2 separate regions of the Homo sapiens genome follow, and region 2 is linked to region 1. Evidence: read pairs that join two places in POLR2A ChIA-PET (ENCODE). Cell type or tissue: A673. All regions are shown on one strand. Each heading gives the region's core, and the rest is flanking DNA. Links, peaks and the distances in the headings are about the cores only.

Region 1 (10,017 bases), core at 3,006-8,005:
TGGTGGTTACGCTGAGGTCTAAAGGACTAACAGGGCTAAGAAGGGGAAGAGGAGCAAAAGGCCATTCCAGGTGTCCTGAAAGCACTTGCAGCTTTTTTTTTTTTTTTTTTTTTTTTTGAGACGGAGTTTCGCTCTTTTTGCCCAGGCTGGAGTGCAATGGTGCGATCTCGGCTCACTGCAACCTCCGCCTCCCAGGTTCAAGCGATTCTCCTGCCTCAGCCTCCCAAGTAGCTGGCATTACAGGCATGCACCACCACCCAGGCTAATTTTGTATTTTTAGTAGACACGGGGTTTCTCCATGTTGGTCAGGCTGGTCTTGAACTCCTGATCTCAGGTGTTCCACCCACCTCTGCCTCCCAAAGTGCTGGGATTACAGGCGCGAGCCACCGCGCCCGGCCAGCACTTGTAGCTTAAAAAAAAAAACCATTTCTGAGAAGCTAACTCTGGGATATGAAGCCAGAAGAGAAGTTATTGAATAAAATGAGAAACTGGCCGGCAAGGTGGCTCACTCCTGTAATCCCAGTACTTTGGGAGGCCGAGGCAGGCGGATCACTTGAGGCCAGGAGTTCAAGACCAGCCTGGCCAACATAGTGAAAACCGTCTCTACTAAAAATACAAAAATTAACCAAGCACGGTGTTGGGCGCCTGTAATCCCAGCTACTCAAGAGGCTGAGGCAGGAGAATCGCTTGAACCTGGGAGGCAGAGATTGCAGTGAGCCGAGATCACGCCACTGCACTCCAACCTGGGCAACAGAGCAAGACCCTGTCTCAAGAAGAAAAAAAAAAGAAATTTTTGATTATGAATAGGCACATTGTCAGACTACTCAAGAATTAGTGATGCCATTTCCATGCCTTAGAAGAGATTTATTCACAGGATCCTGGGCACAGCATGCGGATTGGGTTTCATCCCCACAGTGAGCAATCTGGTAGATTCCACACTTCTACTATCCTGAAGGTTACGTTTTATCTAAGATTGGTACTCTTTTTGTAATTGCTAAAACACAATATTCAACTGCTTTTGAGTAGCTAGGTAGCTTCATACAAGATAAATTTCCTCTATCTCAATAAACAGACTGAATTTTATATCGTTTGGAAATGTTTTTGCCCCAAGATTCTATGGACATTTTTGTCACATGCGTCCGGGTGAAGACACCACCAAACAGGCTTTGTGTGAGTAACAAGGCTGTTTATTTCACCTGGGTGCAGACGGGCTGAGTCCGAAAGGAGAGTCAGCAAAGGGTGGTGGGATTATCATTGGTTCTTTTTCTTTTTTGGAGATGGAGTCTCGCTCTGTCACCCAGGCTGGAGTGCACTGGCGCAGTCTCAGCTCACTGCAAGCTCCGCCTCCCGGGTTCACGCCATTCTCCTGTCTCACCCTCCCGAGTAGCTGGGACTACAGGCACCCGCCACCACGCCCAGCTAAATTTTTGTATTTTTACTAGAGACGGGGTTTCACTGTGTTAGCCAGGATGGTCTCGATCTTCTGAACTCGTGATCTGGCTGCCTCGGCCTCCCAAAGTGCTGGGATTACAGGCCTGAGCCATCGTGCCCCCCTGATTATCATTAGTTCTTATAGGTTTTGGGATAGGTGGTGGGGTTAGGAGCAATGTTTTGTGGGCAGGGGGTGGATCTCACAAAGTACATTCTCAAGGGTGGGGAGAATTACAAAGAACCTTCTTAAGGGTGGGGGAGATTACAAAGTACATTGATCAGTTAGGGTGGGGCAGGAACAAATCACAGTGTAGGAATGTCATCAGTTAAGGCTATTTTCACTTCTTTTGTGGATCTTCAGTTGCTTCAGGCCATCTGGAGCATATCCTGCAGGTCACAGGGGATATGATGGCTTAGCTTGGGCTCAGAGGCCTGACAATTTTTTTCTCAGAATTTAGAATGTTAACTACAGGAGAAGTTAGAAGCTTTTTATTGCCAAAGAAATATTTTATAATATCTTTTATTTGAATGTATTATTTTATTACAGATGTGCCCATTTGATTTTTGCTGTTTACAGTGACGAGTATATCAGAGTACAAAATTATAATTTTTTTTCTTTTTTGAGACGGAGTCTTGCTCTGTCACCCAGGCTGGAGTGCAGTGGCACAATCTCAGCTCACTGCAAGCTCTGCCTCCCAGGTTCACGCCATTCTCCTGCCTCAGCCTCCCGAGTAGCTGGGGCTACAGGCACCCACCACCAGGCCCAGCTAATTTTTTTGTATTTTTACTAGAGACGGGGTTTCACTGTGTTAGCCAGGATGGTCTCGATCTTCTGACCTCGTGATCTGGCTGCTTCGGCCTCCCGAAGTGCTGGGATTACAGGCCTGAGCCACCGTGCCTGGCTGATTATCATTAGTTCTTATAGGTTTTGGGATAGGAGGTGGAGTTAGGAGCAATGTTTTGCAGGCAGGGGGCGGATCTCCTGAGGTCAGGAATTCGAGACCAGCCTGGCCAGGGTGGTCAGGAGTGGTGGCAGGCGCCTGTAGTCCCAGCTACTCGGGAGGCTGAGACAGGAGAATCGTTTGAACCTGGTAGGCGGAGGTTGCAGTGAGCCGAGATCACACCATTGTACTCCAGCATGGGCAACAGAGTGAGACTCCGTCTCAAAAAAAAAAAAAAGCCAGTGGTTATTGTTTGTTCGAACTATATCTGTCCATCTTATGGAACTTTCCTGTTAGTTCCACTAGTTTTTCCGTTATATAAAATGCATAAATAACCGTCATGCATTTTGTGTGTAAGACAGTCATCTATTTTATTATTCATACTCCCTGGTTTTTTCCCTCCTATTGCATTAAGCCAGCACTTTGGGAGACCTAGGTGGGTGGATCACCTGAGGTCAGGAGTTCAAGACCAGCCTGGCCAACATGGTGAAACCCCGTCTCTACTAAAAATACAAAAATTAGCCAGGTGTGGTGTCAGGCACTTCTAATCCCAGCTACTCAGGAGGCTGAGGCACAATAATCTCTTTAACCTGGGAAGCGCAGGTTGCAATTAGCCAATATTGTGCCCCTGCACTCCAGCCTGGGCAACAGTGCAAGACTCTGTCTCAGCAACAACAATTAGCGGGGCGTGGTAGCACATGCCTGTAATCCCAGCTACTCCGGAGGCCGAGGCAGAATTGCTTGAACCTGGGAGGCAGAGGTTGCAGTGAGCCGAGATCTCACCTCTGCTTTCCAGCCTAGGCGACAAGAGCAAAACTCTGTCTCAAAAAGAAAAGAAAAGAAAAGAAAATAGGCCTGCTGCGGTGGCTCATGTCTGTAATCCCAGCACTTTGGGAGGCCAAGGCAGGCTAATCTATTGAGTCTAGGAGTTTGAGACCCGGCTGGGCAACATAGTGAGGCCCCTACCCTTACAAACAATAAACAAAATTAGCCAGGCATAGTGGCATGCACCTCACCTGTGGTCCCAGAAACTCAGGAAGCTGAAGTGGGAGGATTGCTTGAACCTGGGAGGTCAAGGCTGCAGTCAGCCAAGATCACACCACTACACTCCAGCCTAGGCAAGACCCTGCCCTCTAGCCTGGGAAAGACCTGTCTCAAAAAAAAAAAAAAAAAAAAAAAGAAAGAAAGAAAAGAAAAGAAAAAAGAAAATGAAGGAAAGAAAATCTGCCAGGAAAATGTTGAAGGAGAGGAAGAATGAGAGCACACAATCCTATCACAAGTCAAAGTAGCCAACGGCATTGAAACGAAAATTAGTGGCTTTCGCACTGATGGAGGCAACTCAACAAATGGGAGTTTAGTACATGACAAAGGTCACAGTAATTTTTTATTTATTGTTGGTTTTAAAGCCAGGCTCTTGCTCTGTTGCCCAGGCCTTGACCTCATGTGCTCAAGCAAATCTCCCACCTCAGCCACTGAGTAGATTATAGGTGCACACCACCATGCCCAACTAATTTTGTTTATTTCTTATAGAGACAGGGTCTCACTATGTTGCCCAAGCTGGTCTCGAACTCCTGAGCTCAAGAAATCCTCCCACCTCGCTCTCCCAAAGCGTTGGGATTACAGGCATGAGCCACCACAGAATGGATTATTTTTAAAATAATAGTGTTGAAACAATGATCTCTGTGGAAAAACTGCAATATTTTCCTCAGATCACACACCCTTAAAATTTATTTTATTGATTAAGGTCCTAGATGTAAGCATATTACAAAAGCACTGAAAGAAACCAAGGGAGTATATTTCTCTTTCCTTCCTTCCTTACTTCCTTCCTTCCTTTTTTTGAGATGGAGTCTCGCTCTGTCGCCCAGGCTGGAGTGCAATGGTGCGATCTCGGCTCACTGCAACCTCAGCCTCCCAGGTTCAAGTGATTCTCCTGCCTCAGCCTCCCGAATAGCTGGGACTACAGACACACGCCACCACGCCCAGCTAATTTTTGTATTTTTAGTAAAGATGGGGTTTCACCATGTTGGCCAAGATGGTCTCGATTTCTTGACCTCGTGATCCACCTGCCTCAGCCTCCCAAAGTGCTGGGATTACAGGCATGAGCCACAGTGCCTAGCCCCAAGGGAGTATATTTCTATAAGTCTTAGATGGTAAAGTATTTACTAATTAGGACATGAAATACACAAGTTATAAAGAAAATAAACTGGCCGGGCACGGTGGCTCACACCTGTAATCCCAGCACTTTTGAGAGGCCTGAGATCAGGAGTTCGAGACCAGCCTGGCCAATATGGTGAAACCTCTTCTCTACTAAAAATACAAAAAAATAGCCAGGTGTGGTGGCAGGCACCTGTAATCCCCGCTACTCGGGAGTCTGAGGCAGGAGAATTGCTTGAACCCGGGAGGCAGAGGTTGCAGTGAGCCAAGATCGCACCATTGTACTCCAGCCTGGGCAACAGAGCAAGACAACATCTCAAAAAAAAAAACAACTGTATATATATGGATGGTCAATAAAAGATGCTTTCTCTTAATAGTTATCAGATAAATGTAAAGTAAAACAGTGAGATATCATTTAAACTATTTAGATGGGCATAAATATTAAAGATTAATAACATACAGTGCAGACCAATGCATATGTACATATATGGAAAGGGGAGGAAGACCATATCCCCATACAATTTTGGTAGAAAATTTTTATGGAATTTTTAGATGAACCCTTTGAAGCATCTATCAACATTTTACAGTATGCATGTACTTTATGACAACAATTACATTTCCAAAAAGCTATCCCATAGAAACATTCATGCATGTATACAAGTGTTTATAGAAGTATTGTTTATCACAATGGAAAAATGGAAACAACCTAAATGTTCATCAAAAGGGAAATTTAAATAAACTATAGCACCTTTTTAATACAGAAAACTAAGTAGTGGTTTTAAAAAAATAAGGAATTTCAATTCAGGATGGCAGACCAATCATACATACCTACCTCTCACCTGATGAGGCCTCATGATACAGAATTCAGAGGCACAGGAGTGAATAAATCCAAATAAAGCAAGAATGAGGTGGTGGTGCAGGAGAAAGTGGTGACCAACAGATGAGAAATTTCAGTACACTTGCGGGAAACACATACCAGTGGAGAGCACGTTCACCTAATTACGAACATTATGTAAGTGTGGTGAGCTCCAGCAAGTAGGTAGGATGGAGGACAGAAGCCAGGATTGGGGTAAATGGGGAGAACTAACTGTTTGGGTTGGGTCCCTCACTTACTCCTCACCCCCGCAATGGATAATTCAAGAGAACAAGACACATATTTGAAAGTCTCTAACATTATATATATATATATATATATAGTTTGTGTTTTGTTTTGTTTTTTTTTTGAGACAGAGTCTCGCCCTGTCGCCATGCTGGAGTGCAGTGGCACGATCTCGGCTCACTGCAATCTCCGCCTCCCAGATTCAAGCAATTCTCCTGCCTCAGCCTCCTGAGCAGCTGGGATTACAGGCATGTTCCACCACACCCAGTTAATTTTTGTAATTTTAGTAGAGACAGGGTTTCACCATGTTGGCCAGGATGGTCTCCATCTCCTGACCTTGTGATCCCCTGCCTTAGCCTCCCAAAGTGCTGAGATTACAGGCGTGAGCCACTGAGCCCGGCCAAATATATATATATTTTGTACCACAAAACAAAGCCAGGAAAAATGGGGAATTATTATTTAATGGGTACAGGGTTTCATTCGTAGGGCATCAGAATGTGCTATCCCAGGACGCTTGCAGTGGCTCATGCCTGTAATCATAGCACTTTGGGAGGTGGAGGTGGGCAGATTGCATGCCTGTAGTAACAGCTAATCTGGAGGCTCAAGTGGGAGGATCACCTAAGCCCAGGAGGTTGAGGCTGCAGTGAGGCATGATCAAGCCACTGCACTCCAGCCTGGGTAACAAAGTGAGATGTTGTCTCAAAAAAAAGTGTTATCCCGGCTGGGCGTGGTGGCTCACACCTGTAATCCCAGCACTTTGGGAGGCCCAGGTGGACAGATCACAAGGTCAGGGGTTCAAGACCAGCTTGGCCAATATGGTGAAACCCCGTCTCTACCAATAATGTAAAAATTAGCCAGGCATGGTGGTGGGCGCCTATAGTCCCACCTACTCAGGAGGCTGAGGCAGGAGAATCACTTGAACCTGGGAGGCAGAGGTTGCAGTTAGCCGAGATCGTGCCACTGCACTCCAGCCTGGGCGACAGAGCGAGACTCCGTCTCAAAAAAAAAAAGTGTTATCCCAAAACATGTCTTTTGACATAATTATTATTTTGAGCCAAAGACTCAATAATTGAGAAGCAGCAGATGCCAAAAAAGCTCTCTGTCCTCCCCCTCATTTGCCTAAAAGCAGGCTTAGAGGCTTAATCACCTGAGGCTCTTTTTGGCCCAGAGACAGCACCCAAGGGGAATCTGGGTAACAAACCTTGCCAAAACAACAATCTTCCTTCCCAAGTTTCCCTGCACATCTTCACCTTCCCACGGATTGCTGTTTAGAAAAGCCTAGACATCTTTTCCTCTGTCTCATCACTTCTCTAAGAATATATTGTTCTTTGTCAAGATGCAATACAAGCTTATGTCTAACCACCCCTTTGAGTTACTCATCCCTGAGTGCTCCCTGTGTATGCACAGTGCACATGTTAACAAACTTATGTTTGTTTTTGTCTTGTTAATCTGTCTTTTGTCAGTTTAATTTCCAGGGCCCCAGCTGGTAAACCTGGAAGGGTAGGGGAGAAGCTTTTTTCCCTCCCCTCCACAGTTTTGCAAGATGATAAAAGTTCTGTGGGCTGGGCGTGGTGGCTCATGCCTGTAATCTCAGCACTTTCGGAGGCTGAGGTGGGAGGATTGCTTGAGCTCAGGAGTTCAAGACCATCCTGGGCAACACAGCAAAACTCCGTCTCTACAAAAAATACAAAAATTAGCTGGGTGTGGTGGTGTGCGCCTGTAGTTCCAGCTACTTGGGGTACCGAGACAGGAAAATCACTTGAGCCCAGGAGGTAGAGGTTGCACTGAGCCAAGATTGCACCACTGCACTCCAGCCTGTGGAACAGAACAAAACTGTCTCAAAAAAAAAAAAAAAAAAAAAAAAAAAGTGGGGGGGACGTGGGGAGTACAAACTTGTCTGTGTCCTCTGTGCTTCCCATTTCCTCCTATCTGTGGTGGCATGGCTGCAGCTCCGGCAGCTACCTTGGGACCAGAGGGAAGGCAGGCAGGAGACACTGAGACCTCAACCACAGCATCCAGCTGGGAAACTCCAAAAACCACCAGTCCCATGCTGCTTTTTCATAAACCCTTTTAGTTTGAGTCACTATTATTATTATTATCATTACTATTTTGAGACAGAGTCTTGCTCTGTCTCCCAGGCCGGAGTGCACTGGCATGATCTCCGCTCACTGCAACCTCCGCCTCCCAGGTTCAAGCAATTCTCCTGCCTCGCCCTCCCGAGTAGCTGGGACTACAGGTGTGTGCCACCACGCCTGGCTAATTTTTTTATTTTTATTAGAGACAGGGTTTCACCATGTTAGTCAGGATGGTCTCAATCTCCTGACCTCATGATCCCCTTGCCTCGGTCTCCCAAAGTGCTGGGATTACAGGCATGAGCCACCACGCCCGGCCAAGTCACTATTATTTTGTGCTTCCTGTTATATGCAGCCAAAGGCAATCCCTAACTGATGCATTCTTGTTATATCCTATTCCTGTTTCGTTTCCTGACAGCACCTAGCAGAAACCTTTGCAGAGCAGCCTTTTTACAAAGACTTGTTGAGCAAAAGAAATTGACTCAGGATTGTTATAACTTATATCAAACTGAGAACAGCACCACAAAATGCACTGGTGCCCTGAAGACCTCATAAAGGGAAGCAGAAGCCTTCCCCAGGGAGGAACACGAAGAACTAACAACTCTGCATGCTAAGGAAACTTCCATCAGTCTTGTCTAAGGAGGAAGGTGGATAGATGACGTCCTAGCAGATGAGGTAATAAGACAGAGCCTCCACTGTGAATTTATGTGCTTCAGCCCCTTGGGAGGTAAACTGCCTGAAACCAATCAACTTGTGGGCATTAGTGGCAAGGAGCAGGTGACAAATCACCCCCTGCTCATTATAACAGAAGCCAGAATGCCTCAGCTGTCAGGGAGAGAGAGAGGTGTTAACCCCTCACGTCCTCTCCTGCAACGGGGGCACTTCATGGAGACTAGAGAATTATTTCCCTTTATTCTTGGTAGTCAATAACAATCACTTATACCACAAGAGACAAAAGAATTCTTAGCTCTCCTTATTAAAAAGACTATTAAACCGGGCCAGGCACAGTGGCTCACGCCTATAATCCCAGCACTTTGGGGGGCCAAGGCGGGCAGATCATGAGGTCAGGAGTTCGAGACCAGCTTGACCAACATGGTAAAATCCCATCTCTACTAAAAATACAAAAAGTAGCCAGGCGTGGTATCACGCACCTGTAATCCCAGTGACTCAGGAGGCTAAGGCAGGAGAATTGCTTGAACCCGGGAGGCAGAGGTTGCAGTGAGCCAAGATCGGGCCACTGCACTCCAGTCTGAGCAACAGAGCGAGACTCCATCTCAAAAAAAAAAAAAGTGGCCTGGTGTGGAGGCTCATGCTTGTAATCCCAGCACTTTGGGAGGCCAAGGTGGGTGGATCACGAGGTCACGAGTTTGAGACCAGCCTGGCCAGTATGGTGAAAGCCCGTCTCTACTAAAAATACAAATATTAGCCAGGCATAGTGGTACCTGCCTGTAATCCCAGCTACTCGGGAGGCTGAGGCAGGAGAATTCTTGAACCCGGAAGGCAGAGGTTGCAGTCAGCCAAGATAACGCCACTGCACTCCAGCCTGGGACAGAGCAAGACTCTGTCTCAAAAATAAATAAATAAATAAATAAATAAATACTATTAAACCATAAATCACACAGGTCACAGAAGCATAGAACGAATATTCAAGTTGCCTGTCCGCTTTCATTTTCGAGATCAGAAACTTGGGGCTGGAAAAGCTAAATATTTGGCAACTAATTTGGGAACTTAAATTCATGCTTGTAAAGCTCTTAATGTCTAAAAGGAAAATGGATAATATTGATATTCTCATTCACTATCATTGCACTCCCCACCACCCCCAAATGTGGATGCTTAACTGTATTTTGTTTTCTTTGTTGTGAACTGATCTGGTATTTATAGTTCTAACGGTCTCTCCCTAATGAGGGCTGTGGTTTTAAGGGCCACTCCCCTTCCCACATATACTATTACTTCCCTTCTCTTTCTCTTTTTCCTTGACAATTGTCCATTTTCTCCAGTCTCTAGGTGGAAAAGAAATCACAGTCTAGTAAGAGGATCCAGTAAGAGGATCTACTTAATGTAAAATTTTATACGTTTTATATTCTGGGTTTCATATAGAACTTTTAAAAACAATAATGAAAATTGTGTTGACTTAGATGGACACTTTAATCTTTTTCCTATAGGTTGTATTTGATGGCTGGGCACGGTGCCTCATGCCTGTAATCCCAGCATTTTGAGAGGCTGAGGCAGATGGACCACCTGAGGTCAGGAGTTCGAGACCAGCCTGGCCAACATGGTGAAACCTCGTCTCTACTAAAAATACAAAAATTAGCCAGCATAG
Region 2 (10,017 bases), core at 2,114-7,113, 64 kb after region 1:
AGATGTGGGGTGAAAGGTAAACACATTTGTAGTTTTGTTAGTGTCAAAATGTTACATTTTCTTTTTAAAACTTTTTAATTTTTTGTAGAGATGAGGTCTCACAGTGTTGCCCAGGATGATCTTGAACTCCTGACCCCAAGCAGTTCTTTTACCTGGGCTTCCCAAAAAACTTGGGATTACAGGCGTCAGGCATCAATACAGCCTAAAAAAATTACATTTTCAGGCTCAGTGTGATGGCTCACACCTGTAATCCCAGCACTTTGGGAGGCTGAGGTGGGCCGATCATGAGGTCAGGAGTTCAAGAACAGCCTGACCAACGTGGTGAAACCCCATCTCTGCTAAAAATACAAAAATTAGCCTGGCGTGGTGGCGCGTGCCTGTAATCCCAGCTACTCGGGAGGCTGAGGCAAGAGAATCACTTGAACCTGGGAGGCAGAGACTGCAGTGAGCTGAGATTGCGCCACTGCACTCCAGCCTGGGTGACAGAGGGAGACTCCGTCTCAAAAACAACAGCAACAACAACAAAAAAACCCGTCTCTACTAAGAATACAAAAATTGGCCAGGCATGGTGGCCTGCGCCTGTAATCCCAGCTACTCCTCATGAGAGTCACTTGAACTTGGGAGGTGGAGGTTGCAGTGAGCTGAGATCGCGCCATTGCACTTCAGCCTGGGTGACAGAGTGAGACTCCATCTCAAAAAAAAAAAAATTACATTTTTAAAAGGCAGATCTGACCATGTCAGCTTTTTACTTAAAACTCTAAATGGTGGCCAGGTGGGTGCGGTGGCTCACACCTGTACTGTACTCCCAGCACTTTGGGAGGCTGAGGTGGGCGGATTACCTGAAGCTGGGAGTTTGAGGCCAGCCTGGCCAACATGGTGAAACCCCGTCTCTACTAAAAATACAAAAATTAGCCAGGTGTGGTGGCGCATGCCTGTAATCCCAGCTACTCAGGAGGCTGAGGCAGGAGAATTGCTTGAACCTGGGAGGCGGAGGCTGCAGTGAGCTGAGATCACACCCCTGCACTCCAGACTGGGCAACAGAGTGAGACTCCGTCTCAGAAAACAAAACAGAAAAACTCTAAATGGCTTTCCAGTGCCTTAAGGACAAAAGTTTATAATGTAGCCTCAAGGGTACACATATAGTTGGTGTACATATAGCTTTACATCCCTTAACAATGGGATACATTCAGAGAACCTCGTTGTGTACCTCATAGAGTATACTTACACAAACCTATATGGGACAACCTACTAGGCACCTAGGCTATGTAATATGGCTTAATGCTCCTAGGCTACAAACCTGTACAGCATATGACTGAACTGAATACTGTAGACTATTGGAACACAGTGCTGTGTAGGTATTTATTTATCTAAACATATCTAAGGACAGAGAAAGTACAGTAGAAATGTGGTATAAAAGAGAAATGGCATGCCTGTGTAGGGCACTGAACCATGAATGGAGCTGTCAGGACTGGAAGTTGCTCTGGGTTGAGTCTGTGAGTGAGTGGTGAGTGAATGTGAAGGCCTAGAACATTACTGTACACTACCGTAGACTGTATGTAAACACTACAGTTAGGCTACACTAAATTTATAAAAAGTTTCTTCAGTAATTTACCTTAGCTTACTGTAATTTTTTTAACTTAATAAGCTTTTTAACTTTTTTTTAAACTTTCTGTCTTTTTAAATAACACGTAGCTTAAAACAGCCTCATAATATGGATCCACTGTAGTATATGTGGTCTGTTGTGTTGACAGAAATGTCATTAGGTGGTGCATGACTAATTACTTTTGGGCCTCAGCCTCATCTTGTACTGTTTTTCCCCTTGCTTTCCTTTGCTCCAGTTGTGTGGGGCCTCCTTCATTCTCCTGTGCTCACCATATTCTCCACCAGGAATCTTGGCACTTGTTCTTTTCCTCTGCCTGGAATGCCTTTCTTTGTTAACAGTTATTCCTGGTCTTTAGAGTTTGGCTCAAGCATCACTTTTAATGAAATTTTCTGTGTGCGTGCTTGCACATTTTCATAAGATAAAGAGATTGGACTGTACTGATATTCATCACCGACTCCAACAAGCATCAGTTGTCTGAAGTGTTTTTTTTTTTTTCCCCAGTCTTGCTCTGTCTCCCAGGCTGGAGTGCAGTGGTGCGGTCTCAGCTCACTGCAGTCTCCACTTCCCAGGTTCTAGCAATTCTCACTCCTCAGTCTCCCAAGTAGCTGGGAGTACAGGTGCGTGCCACCATGCCTGGCTAATTTTTTTGTATTTTTAGTAGAGACAGGGTTTCACCTTGTTGGCCAGACTGGTCGCCATCTCCTGACCTCAAGTGATCTGCCCTCCTCTGCCTCCCAAAGTGCTGAGATTACAGGTGTGAGCCACCGTGCCCAGCCTGAAGTTGTTTTTTTGAGACGAGGTCTCACTCCAGTTGCCTAGGCTGTAGTGCAGTGGCACAGTTTTGGCTCATTGCAGCCTCGACCTTCCCGGACTCAGGTGATCTTCCCATCTCAGCCTCCCGCGTAGCTGAGACTACAGGCATGTGCCACCATGCCTGGCTAGTTTATTTTTGTATTTTTAGTAGAGACGGGATTTTGCCTTGTTGCCCAGGCTGGTCTCGAGCTCCTGAACTCAAGCAGTGTACCTGCCTCAGCCTCCCAAAGTGCTGCCTCAGCCTCCCACCTGTGCCACTGCACTACAGGCATGAGTCACCGTGCCTGGCTGTCTGAAGTTCTTGAATTTTTTTGACTTTTCTGCAGTCAAGTCCTCTTGGTGCTTATCAGAATTACAATGTTATATTAGTTTATGTGATTTAATTAATTTTAGTTTTCCCACAAAGGCTGAGTTTCATGAAAGCAGAACCATTCCTGTTTTTGCCTGTAATTACTTTTCTGGTATCTAGCTCAGTGTCTGAATTGTGAGGGCTCAAGCTACCCTGTGCAGTAGCGAGAATTAAATAATAAGAAAATTGAGGGTGTCTGGTTGGTTAAATGTCTTGTCTGCACAGGTGTTTGTCATACAGTGATTATTAAGTAACAATTTGTTGACTTTTATTTATTTATTTTGAGACAGAGTTTCGCTCTTGTTGCCCAGGCTGGAGTGCAATGGCGCGATGTTGGCTCATCGCAACCTCCGCCTCGTGGGATCAAGCAATTCTCCTGCCTCAGCCTCCTGAGTAGCTGGGATTACAGGCATGCACCACCACACCCAGCTAATTTTGTATTTTCAGTAGAAACGGGTTTCTCCATGTTGGTCAGGCTGGTCTTGAACTCCCCACCTCAGGTCATCCGCCTGCCTTGGCCTCCCTGGGATTACAGGCGTGAGCCACCGTGCCCGGCCTTGTTGACTTTTAATTGTAATATTTTTTTCAGGATCACATAAGGTTTAGAAAAATGAAACCCCTAGGATGGATAAAGGAAAACGTATATGGGATATGTGTGTGTATGTATTAAGGCATTTGTTACAGTGATTTGAGTTCACACAGTGTAGGAGGAGCTGGCTTAAGCAGTTTTTTTTTTTTTTGAGATGGAGTCTTGCTCTATTGCCCAGGCTGGAGTGCAGTGGCACAATCTTGGCTCACTGCAACCTCCGCCTCCTGGGTTCAAGCGATTCTCCTGCCTCAGCCTCCCGAGTAGCTGGGACTACAGGCGTGCGCCACCATGCCTGGCTAGTTTTTTTGTATTTTTAGTGGAGACGGGGTTTCACCATGTTGGCCAGGCTGGTCTTGAACTCCTGACCTCGTGATCCACCCGCCTCGGCCTCCCAAAGTGCTGGGATTACAGGCGTGAGCCACCGTGCCCAGCCGTTAAGCGGTTTCTGTCAGGCTGTTGTCTTTGTGATTGATGCTGGAGTTTGAAGTCCACAGGGCAGTCATTTGAGAAAGGAAGATGGATGTAAAGTGGGGAAGAAGAGGACACAGGAAGCCACAGGCAAGGTACATGGAAACCATGCTAGTTCTAGTTGCCTTTGTTCCTGCTTGTGTGGGTGGCCTGTAAGAGTTGGATCCTTGGCAAATGTAGCCCAGGAGGCAGAGAAGCTTAAGGAGAGCCCAGAGGAAGGTGGAGTGGATGCAGCTGCAATTCTAGGCCAACCACTGCCTCACACGAATGGGGTGAGTCAGAAGATGAGCAGCAACAGTGTGTGCAAGCTGCAGGGTGGTTGCTTTATCTTCTGCACCCTTCAGTTGCTGCACAAAAATCTCTTGTGAGCCATGCAAGTTGGAAACATAAAGGAAAGGAAATTCTGGGGAATGTAGTTCAGCTCAGCCAAGTTCAAACCATACAAAGCAGAATGATCAGCTCAGGCTTTTAAATTTTTAGCTCAGGCTACACGTAAGGGACCCGAAGGTTTCTGTGACTGCTCTAAAAATGCAAATGTAATTCCTAATTTGTGGGTGAGATCATTGATTGGTAGGAATGGAATCCTGAAAATTGGATTGGAGGCATATGGTCAGATTCTGTTTAAGCTGGAGTCCTTAAATCCTTAAATGCTGCTCTGCTGCCTTTCCCGGAGAAGCAGCCTTTCCAACCCTTCCCAGAGGAACTTAATCTCCGTTTGCCTGAAAAACCTGTAATTGGCCTCCCTTTGGGTAGTTGCCCAGCACGGTACTGTCTTCCTCAGAATCTGCCCTGTAATCCTTCTTTCTTGTAGATCTGTGGCTGGACTGTAGTTGCAGCAGGCCCCAGAGAGTGAGGTGACCCATGAGAAAGGTATGCTGCACTCTAAAAGATTGTATAGTTTTGCCACTGTATAGTCAGGAGCCTGGAGGAGTATTTGATTTGTGGCAATGGATCTTAGGGGTATAGTATAACAGTGGAAGGAACATAAAGTTGAATCAGGCAGAATTTATTGATGTGGGCTCACTAAGCAGAGATTCTGGGTTCAGTGTTATAGTTCAAGGAGATAGAAAGGACTCTTAACAGTTGGGTTAATTGACTGAGGCCCATCCACAAGGCCTGATGCCTCGGTTAGATTTTTTCTGGCCTAACAAGGAACTCCACTGACCATTCACTCACCTTCTATGAGAGTCTATATTTGGCCTGGCGTGATGGCTAATACCTGTAATCCCAGCACTTTGGGAGGCCAAGGCAGGAGGATCACCTGAGGTAAGGAGTTTGAGACCAGCCTGGCCAACATGGCGATACCTCATCTCTACTAAAAATACAAAAATTAAGCGGATATCATGGCCCATGCCTTAATCCCAGCTACTCGGCAGGCTGAGGCAGGAGAATCGCTTGAGCCCAGGAGGCAGAGGTTGCAGTGAGCCAAGATCATGCCACTGCACTCTAGCTGGGGTGACAGAGCGAGACTCCGCCTCAAAAAAAAAAAAAAAAAAATTAGCCGGGTGTGGTGGCTTGTGCCTGTAGTTTTAGTTACTCGGGAGGCTGAGGTGGGAGGATCAGTTGAGCTGGGGAAGTCGAGGCTGCGGTGAGCCATGATCGTGCAACTGCGCTCCAGCCTGGGCAACAGAGTGAGATTCTAATAAAATATTAGTTCATAAGGAAAGGTTCACCTAAATGCATAGCCCTTAAATAACTTGCATTGTTGGTGGAACTGTACTTTGCTAGGACCTTTTTGGAGGATGGCTGCACTAAAACAGAATTTAAAATGCATGTGCTCTGTTGATCCAGCAGTTTCACTGCTAGGATTTTATTGTATAGATGAATTTGGACAGTATACAAATACGTTATGTTTAAGGTTTTTCATTATATCAGTGTTTGTGATCGAGAAAAATTAGAAACAACTGTCCAATAATGGAGTTAAGGTAGAGTAAATGACCATTATACCCATACACTGGAATATTGTGCCACTGTTAATAATAAGAGGTTGATAGGAAAAAAAATTCATACAGCCATCCCTCCATATCAGGGAATTGGTTCCAGGACCCACACTCCGCCTGCCTCCCCGCCTGCACCCCACCCCATGGATACCAAAATCCATGGATGCTCAAGTTTCTTATATAAAATGGTGTAGTATTTGCATATAATCTATGCATATCTTTCTGTATACTTTAATCTCTAAATTACTCCTAGTATGTAATACAGTGTAAATGCTATACAAATAGTTATACTGTATTGTTGAGGGAATAACTACAAGGAAAAAACTTTATGTGTTTGGTACAGATGAAACCATCATTTCCCAAATGTTGAAAATCTGAGGTTAGTTGAATCCACAGATGTGGAGCTGAAGGGATAAGAGGCCAAGGGCCAACTATATTACACAAAAAATGTAACATTTAATAAGAGAAGCAAGTTGTGGAACTGTATGTTCTTGCTTATGTTGAGATGTTATGTGTCTGTTTTAAGCCTTTGCCTAAAAATACTTTGCTAAATTCCTAACAATCTTTTCCTTTTATTAATACATAATATTTTACATCTTTATGGGATGCATATGAATACTTGTTGCATGCATAGAATGTATAATGATCAAGTCAGGGTACCTGGAGCATCCATCACCTTGAGTATTTTATCTTTTTGTTTTTGAGATGGAGTCTCGCTCTGTTGCTCAGGCTGGAGTGCGGCGGTGCGATCTTGGCTTGCTGGAACCTCTTGCCTCCTGGGTTCAAGCAATTCTCCCGCCTCAGCCTCCTGAGTAAGCTGGGATTACAGGTGTGTGCCACCATGCTGGGCTAATTTTTGTAATTTTAGTAGAGACAGGGTTTCACCATGTTGGCCATTCTGGTCTGGGTCCCCTGACCTCAGGTGATCCGCCTGCCTCAGCCTCCCAAAGTGCTGGGATTGCAGGTGTGAACTACTGCGCCTCGTTGAGTATTTGTCATTGCTGTGTGCTGGTAACATTTCAAGCCTTCTCTTTTAGCTACTTTGAGATATACAGTATATATTTGCTAACTATGGTGACCCTACTCTGCTAGAGAACATTAGAACTTTCTAACTGTATGTTTGTACCCATTAACCAACCTCTCTTCCTCACCCTTCCCAGCCTCTGATACCTGTTATTGTATTTTCTATTTCCATGAGGTCAACTTTTTTTTTTTTTTTTTATAGCTCCCATGTATTTGTTAGAACATGTGTTATTTGTCCTTCTATGCCTGGCATGGCTTATTTCACTTAACATAATGACCTCCAGCTTCACCCATGTTGCTGCAAACATTTTATTCTTCTTTCTGGCTGAATAGCATTCCATTGTGTATACATGCCACGTTTTCTTTATCTCTCTGCTCATTGATGGATACTTAGGTTGATTCTATATCTTTGCTTTTGTAAATAGTGCTGTGGTAAACAGGTGAGTGTATGTATCCCTTTGATAATACTGAATTCTTTTCCTTTGGATAAATAGCCAGTAGTGGGATTGCTGAAGTATGTAGTAGTTCTATTTTTAGTGTTTTGAGAAATCTCCGTACTGTTTTTCATAATGGCTTTACTAATTTCCATCCCAGTGTATAAGAGTTCCCTTTTCTCCGCATCCTTGCCATCTTCTGTTGTTTGTGTTTTTAATAATAGTTATCCTAACTGTGGTAAGGTGCTATCTCATTGTAGTTTTGATTTGTATTTACCTGATGATTACTGATGTGAGCATTTTTTCATATATCATTTGGCCATTTGTATGTTTTTTGATGTCCTTTGCCCACTTTTTAGTGGGATTATTATTATTATTTTTTAATTGTTGGTTATTTGAGCTTGTTGCATATTCTGGATTTTAGTCCTTTGTCATGAATGGTTTGCACATATCATTTCCCATTCAACAGGTTGTCTCTTCACTCTGTCATTTGTTTCCTTTGCTGTGCAGAAACTTTTCAGCTTGTTCTGTTGGTTATTGAAAGAGATGTATTAATACTTTGATTTTGCATTTGTCAGTTTTTCCTTAGTTCCGATACCTTTTGCTTTATACATTATCTTATGAGGGTGTGTTCTTAGATGCATTGGTATTTAGAGCTATGTATCAACCAGGTCTTTTAAAATCACTGTAATCCCAGCAGTTTGGGAGGCTTGAGGTGGGAGGATCACTTGAGTCTAGAGTTTGAGACCAGCCTGGGCAACATAGCAAGACCCCATCTCTACAGAAAATTTAAAAAAATTAGCTGTGTGTGGTGGCACACACCTGTAGTCCCAGCTACTCGGGAGGGTAATGTGGGTGGATCACCTGAGCCTGAGAGGTGAAGGCTGCACTCAGGAACCCTGATCATACCGCTGCACTTAGCCTGGGTGACAGAGTAAGATCCTGTCTTCAAAGCGGGGGAAAAAAAAGAAAACCACTATTAAGTGTTCTTTTTAAGGGGCCAGTATTATTAGAGGTAAAGTTTATTTAGCTTGATATTAATGTTGCTGCAGTGTTTTCCTTTGGTTAGTATGTGTAGGGTATATCCTTTTTTACCCTTTAATTTCAGTCTTACTTATTTTTCCAGCATGTGTTGCTTAATGATGAGAATATGTTCTGAGAACTGCGTTGTTAGGTGAGCATTATAGAGCATACTTGCACAAAACTTAGATGGTGTAGCCTTTGACACACTTAGGCTAAATGGTAAGCCTATTTGCTCCTAGGCTGCAAACCTGTATAGTATGTGACTGAACTGAATACTGTAGACAGTTGGAACACAATGGTAAGTAATTATGTATGTAAACACAGAGAAAGTACAGTGAAAACCTGGTATAAAAGATACAGAAATGGTCCACCTGTATTAGGGCACTTACCATGAATGGAGCTTGCAGGATTGGAAGTTGCTCTGGGTGAGTGAGTGGTGAGTGAATGTGAAGGCCTAGGACATTATTGTGCACTATTGTAGACTGTGTATAAACACTGTACAGTTAGGCTACACTAAATTTATAGAAAAATTTTTCTTCAATAATAACTTAACCTTAGCTTACTCTCCCCTAACCCCCAATTCTTCAATCCAGTCTTGGCTGCTACAGTCAGACAGCGAAGACACTTTTTTCTTGCATCTGTATTAGAAACCGTGTAGCTTTTTTACTTTATGAAGTTCATAATTTTTAAATTTCTTGACTCTTATAGTACTTAGCTTAAAACACAAACACATTGTACAGATGTATAGAAATACTTTCTTCCTGTTATTTTGTAAGCCTTTTCTATTTTAAAAATTTATTACTTTTGTTTTTACTTTTTAAACTTTTTGTTAAAAACTAAGATACTTGGCCAGGCGCAGTGGTTCATGCCTGTAATCCCAGCATTTTGAGAGGCCGAGGCAGGCAGATCACCTGAGGTCAGGAGTTCAAGACCATCCTGGCCAACATGGTGAAACCCTGTCTCTACTAAAAATACAAAAAGTAGCCGGGCGTAGTGGCAGGCGCCTGTAATCCCAGCTACTCGGGAGGCTGAGGCAGGAGAATCGCTTGAACCCAGGAGGCAGAGGTTGCAGTGAGCCGAGATCGTGCCATTGCACTCCAGCCTGGGGGCAAGAGTGAGATTTCGTCTCAAAAAAAAAAAAAACAAAAAAAAAAAAACTAAGATACTCAGGATCATCTGTATCACTGTCTTCCACCTCGGCATCTTGTCCAGGTGAAAGGTCTTCAGGTGCAATAACACATATGGAGTTGTCATCTATGATAACAGTACTTTCTTCTGGAGTACCTCCTGAAGGACCTGCCTGAGGCTGTTTTACAGTTAACTTTTTTTATAAATAAGTATGAGTACAGACTAAAATAATGATTAAACATAGTTAATACATAAACCAGTAACATAGTTGTTTATTATCAAGTACAATGTACTGTACGTAATTGTACTATACTTTTTTTTGTTTGTTTTTTGAGACAGGGTCTCGCTCTGTCTCCCAGGCTGGAGTGCAGTGGCAGGATCTCGGCTCACTGCAACCTCCACCTCCCGGGTTCAAGCGATTCTCCTGCCTCAGCCTCCCGAGTAGCTGGGATTACTGGCATGCGCCACCATGCCCGGCTAATTCTTGTATTTTTAGTAGAGACGGGGTTTCACCATGTTGGTCAGGCTGGTCCAGTACTCCTGACCTCGTGATCCGCCCACCTCGCCCTCCCAAAGTGCTGGGATTACAGTCGTGAGCCACAGTGCCTGGCCTGTACTATCCTTTTTTTTTTTTTTTTTTTTCCCTG

What was found. ChIA-PET counts read pairs that join two places held together with the same protein. Peaks named below come from ENCODE experiments on the same cell type or tissue, not always from the same donor. Only the 100,000 strongest peaks of a DNase experiment are listed, where the experiment ranks them.
Region 2: POLR2A ChIA-PET joins it to region 1 with 8 read pairs; 4 of 35 experiments call an interaction of 5 or more read pairs at or near these places.

What each region holds. Positions count from the first base shown.
Region 1 is chr9:88,331,123-88,341,139 of GRCh38, forward strand. No RefSeq gene overlaps it. Among named protein-coding and RNA genes, the nearest start is that of SPIN1, 52 kb to the right of the region's middle. RefSeq lists an enhancer at 7,644-8,503. In A673, for the core only: no CTCF peak of the experiment used is centred there; no DNase peak of the experiment used is centred there.
Region 2 is chr9:88,395,545-88,405,561 of GRCh38, forward strand. All of the region lies in intron 1 of SPIN1 (spindlin 1), which reads left to right. Among named protein-coding and RNA genes, the nearest start is that of SPIN1, 12 kb to the left of the region's middle. RefSeq lists enhancers at 1-353, 354-854 and a silencer at 498-722. In A673, for the core only: no CTCF peak of the experiment used is centred there; a DNase peak (open chromatin) is centred at 4,077; H3K27ac peaks cover 1,681 bases.